Regions from separate parts of the Homo sapiens genome. Here region 2 is linked to region 1. Evidence: read pairs that join two places in POLR2A ChIA-PET (ENCODE). Cell type or tissue: OCI-LY7. All regions are shown on one strand.

Evidence for each region. ChIA-PET counts read pairs that join two places held together with the same protein. Peaks named below come from ENCODE experiments on the same cell type or tissue, not always from the same donor. Only the 100,000 strongest peaks of a DNase experiment are listed, where the experiment ranks them.
Region 2: POLR2A ChIA-PET joins it to region 1 with 8 read pairs; 2 of 35 experiments call an interaction of 5 or more read pairs at or near these places.

The regions. Positions count from the first base shown.
Region 1 is chr20:44,597,388-44,599,887 of GRCh38, forward strand. All of the region lies in intron 2 of PKIG (cAMP-dependent protein kinase inhibitor gamma), which reads left to right. Among named protein-coding and RNA genes, the nearest start is that of PKIG, 16 kb to the left of the region's middle. RefSeq lists an enhancer at 191-938. In OCI-LY7, a CTCF peak has its summit at 1,515; a DNase peak (open chromatin) is centred at 1,214; H3K4me3 peaks cover 1,017 bases; H3K27ac peaks cover 1,805 bases.
Region 2 is chr20:44,103,826-44,106,325 of GRCh38, forward strand. No RefSeq gene overlaps it. Among named protein-coding and RNA genes, the nearest start is that of JPH2, 82 kb to the right of the region's middle. In OCI-LY7, no CTCF peak of the experiment used is centred here; no DNase peak of the experiment used is centred here.

The DNA of each region.
Region 1 (2,500 bases):
GACCATGGACTTCCCTCAGGGGCACAATGGTATCTTACTGTTTTTGTATCTGTGGTATCTAGTCCCAAGCCTAGTATACACTGAGGGATCAGTGAAATTTTTCTGAAGGAATGGATGAATACTATAGAGATAATATCTTGCTTCTTTTCATTCTCCACGGTGTATTTTGGAGATGCATTTTATAGAATTAGAGGAACTAGAATTGACACAAACTGTCTTCAACCCATGAAAGTCTGTGCTTCCATGAAGGTCTCTGGAAAGCAGCAGAACAGTCCATCTGGATCACTGCTTGGTGGCTGGGCATGCTGGGTCCTCCCCGGGCCTCCTGCTGCGGATGTATGATCTAAATTTGCCGAGGCTCAGCTACACAGCAAGGTTCTCAGAGAGTGGCAGTCTCCATCCTACTGTGAAAGGAGGGGCAGTTTTCCAAGGACTTCCTTGCTTTCCTGCCCTTCCTTCAGAGCTAGAAGACTCTTACCTCCCTTACCCCAGAGCTAGAAGTAACATTAGAGATTGCTTCAGTTATCCACTTCTGCATAATCCATCACCCCTGTTACTCAGTGGTTTAAAACAACAGCAATAGTTTCTTATATCTCATGGTTTCTGTGGGTCAGGAATTTGGGAACAGCTTGGCTGGGCAGTTCTGGCTTGGATCTTTTATGCAGTTGCAGTTAGATGGTGGCTGGAACTGGAGCAGCTTGGGGCCAGCACCGCTGAAGGCTGGCCGGCTGCTGCTCTTTCCTGGCCGTCTCAGGACCTCTCCCCTGTGGTTACTTCATAGGGCCTGTTTGGGCTTCCTCACAGCACGGCCACCTCAGATTTCCCATATGCAGCTCAATGCTCTAGAGGCAGGTTTCCCCAGAGAGAGCTAGGTGAAAGCTGTATAACCCTTTATAGCCTCATCTTGGAGGTGACACAAAATCATTTTTGTTGCATTCTATTTGTTAGAGGTCATTAAGGCCAGCTCGTTCGGGGAAATTGAAATTAAACTCTACCTCCCGAGAGGAGGAATGTCAGATAATTTGCAGACATGTTTCAGAACCACCACAGAGATACCCAGTTTCCCCCTTCATTCCACACTTGAGACTCCCGAGGTTTGAGGGGAAGAGCCTTGTCCAGAGGTGCCCAGCCTGGCATGGGCAGACCTGGAGTGTGACCCAGCCCCTAGGCCTTTGGCAGGCCTGCCAGGAAGTGATCTCACTTTCCCTTCCTTCCTGTCCCCTCACAGTAAGATAGAGACTGCCACTCTCTGGGAACCTTGCTGTGTAGCTGAGCCTCAGCAAGTTTGATAATACAGACACAGCAGGAGGCCTGGGGAGGACCCAGCATGCCCGGCCACCAAGCAGTGATGCAGCTGGACTGTTCCGCAGCTTTCCAGAGACCTCCATGGAAGCACAGACTTCCATGGGTTGAAGAGAGTTTGTGTCACAATTCCAGTCCCTAGCCCTGGCCCTGTGTGAAGTAGTAACACCGCCCTGCCAGTAGGATATAGCTGCTGAGGAGGTAAGAGTTTTAAAAAATTCATACCCCAAAATAATTATTTTTACTCTTGCTGTGAAGTTAGATACCAAAGAGTAGAATGTGGTGGTAGAATCAAGAGAGTCAACCCAACATCACTGAAAAGATTCTGAAGGTTTGTATCCAGCTGAATATCCAAAACAGGATGTTGCTTAAGCATGGGTAAAATGCATCTGGTGTATGTTTTAGACAGCCTTGTACTATGTTTTCCAGGGACTTGCTTACTTTCTTGCCCTTCCTTAAGAAATGCCTTATTATGAAGCTGGGGGCAGGGGAAAAAGAAGGTCAGAAAAGGGAATGGGTACTTTTCAGTAAATCCATACTACATGCCAGGCATAATACTAATTCACTCCCCTGCTTTATAGCCTAATAGCACAGGCTCCATCTGGCTCCAAGCTCCCTAACCTTGCTGAGTTTCAGCTGCCTCTTTTGTACTATGGGATAATGATACTTTCTGTCATAGAGTTGCTATAAAATTAAATGCTTGTAAGATGCTTAGCACAGTCTGGCATGCAGTAAGAAAGAACTGTGTAACAGGCCAGGCACCGTGGCTCAAGCCTGCAGTCCCAGCACTTTAGGAGGCTGAGGCGGGCGGATCACAAGGTCAAGAGATCGAGACCATCCTGGCCAACATGGTGAAACCCTGTCTCTACTAAAAGTACAAAAATTAGCTGGGCATGGTGGCGCACACCTATAGTCCCAGCTACTTGGGAGGCTGAGGCAGGAGAATCGCTTGAACCTGGGAGGCAGAGGTTGCAGTGAGCCAAGATCGCGCCGCTGCACTCCAGCCTAGTCACAGAGCGAGATTCTGTCTCAAAAAAACAAAAAACAAAAAACAAAAAAACTGTATAACTGTTGGCTCCAATTAATCCCCACAGCCACTTTTTAAGACAAGTGTGAGCCCTCCCATTTTATAGAAGGGGTGTCTGCAGTTAGGTGAGGTGCCCAGCATCATGTGCCACTGTAGGGACAGCAGCTGAGA
Region 2 (2,500 bases), 490 kb before region 1:
TGCCAATGTGACAATATTAGGAGGTGGGGCTTTTGGGAGTGCTTAGGTCATGAGGGTTTCACCCTCATTAATGGGATTAGTGCCCTTATGAAAGGGGCCACAGAGAGCTGCCTTGCCCCTTCCACCATGTGAGGACACAGAGCGAAGGTGCCATCTGAGAGCCAGAAAGCAGTCCCTCCCCAGATATCACATCTGTTGGTGCCTTGATCTTGGACTTCTCAGACTCCCAAACCATGAGAAATAAATTGTTGTTTATAAGGTACCCAGGCTGTGGTATTGTGTTACAGAAGCCCAAAAGGACTAAGACAACAAAAATGAACAAAATAGGCACATCCCTAAGTGCACGGAGTTTACAGCCTACTGGCAAAGGCAGATAAACAATAACCACACTAATAATTGTATTTAACGGGTCTGAGACAGAGAGCTGTGTGCCAGGAATCATCCTGGAAGGATAGGTAGGGGTAAAATCAGAGTCCTCTCCATTCCCTCTCTTCCAAACTCACAATGCTTTTGTGTATTTTCACAGCCTCCTGCACATCCCTCTGTCCTGGCATGTTTAATGCCAGGCCATCAGGTAAGACATTCCAGGTCTTCTTTCCTGGAGTATAAGGACTATGCCTCTTGTATCTCTTTAATCCAAGTGCCCATGAAAGGTTCTGTAAGTCATTGACTTCCTTAAATATTTTAAAAAATAAATGGAGGAACAAAGAGGGAGAAGTTAAACCACCAACTGGGGAATGTCCAGGTGTTCATGTCTAAGAAAAGAGTAATCACTAGCTTTTCTCACTGTCTCTACCTGGATATAGGGACCCAATCCAAGTAGATACTAAGAAAGATAATTCTACTGGCTGATATTAGATAGGATTGGGGGGAAGAAAAGATGAGGAAAGAAGAGAACATGGGGAAAAAACTGAACTTGTGAAATGAAATAATGAGTGGAGTTGGAGGGAGGGTCCTTGGTGAGTATCAGTGCAGCCCAAAAGGATCAGGTAGTCTGAAGGGATAATGTCATCATGGCTGGAGACTGGACACTCATAGGAACCCCCTCCTCTGACTGTATTTTTCTCTGTGACTTCTCCTGCGGTGGTAGATTGGGATTTTATTCCCAATTCTTCACTCCGTATAAAAGAATAATACGGCCAGGTGTGGTGACTCATGCCTGTAATCGCAGCACTTTGGGAGACTGAGGTGGGAGAACAGTTTGAGCCCAGGAATTTGAGGCTGCAAAGAGCTATGATGTAACACTGCACTCCAGCTTGGGCAACAGAGTAAGACCCTGTCTCAAAGAAAAGAAATCATATGTCCACTTTTTTGTGGTAAGTACCTGCCTCTAGATTTGGAAGAGTTTACTTCCCCCACACCACTGTTGTTGGGCTCAGGCATGGGACTTGATTTGGCCAATAGGATCTAAGCAGACATGATAGGAGCAGAGGCTTTCATTCCTGCACTTCTGCCATCCACCGTAAGATAAACATGCTCCGTTGGCACTGGTCCCAACATGAGAAACAACTGGAGGAAACCTGAACCTTTCCCTTAGCCTGAAGCAGAGCCAACACAGTCAACCCACAGATCTATGAGCAAGAAAAAAAATGGTTGTTATCGTGAGGGTTGCTTGTCATGCAGTATTATCACAGCAATATTGCACTACTACACTTGCTTTCTTTTTTGAGAATTTCATTCCACTCTCCCTTTTCTGCTTAACTTTCATGTATCTCAAATGATGTTATAATTTCTTTTTATATTTCTGATGAGGCTCAGGGATCTCCTTTTCCCCTCATCCACATACCTAAAAACCACCTTGTGCACATAACCAATCCCACCCATTTGTAATGGGCTCTGTACAAAGGCCACATTAATTGCACCCCCCTCATCCACCACTCCCCCATTCCCACACACATACCCATGCTCTGCCAGGAAACCTCCTGTGTAGAGAAGCATCTGGGGTATGGGAAGAGCTTTGGTGTGTCAGAAAGATCTCAACAAAAGCATGAAGTTTAAGAGACATTGTGTAACCTGCCCTGGATCATACATTTTAACAGTTAGAATGTGTTTGGCCCCAAGTAACAAAAAACCTGATGAAGAGGGGCTTAAATCTTGAGAACAGTTATTGTTTACTTAACAAGAAGTCTGGTTGTAGATGGTTCAAGAGTTGATTCAGTAGCTTCAGAATCAACTGGGTTGGCATCTTGGCAATTCTCTTGACCTTCCTTTCATGGTTGTGAAATGGCTGCCACAGCTCCAAGCATCAGCACCCACGACCCCCAACCTGCATCCAAAAGCAAGAATAAGGGGGAAAGCCAAGGTAGCAAGAGAGACTTTGTTTGCTTTCATCTCTTCTTTTATCATAGAAGAAAGTCTTTCTCAGGAAACCCCAAGTGAGCTTTCCCTTATGTTTCGTGGACAATTACGTCTCCTGGATCACAAGGCTACTCCTAGATGCAAAGGAAGCTAGGAAATGAGTTTTGATCATGAGTTTTGCTCACGCCTCTGTAGTGGAGGC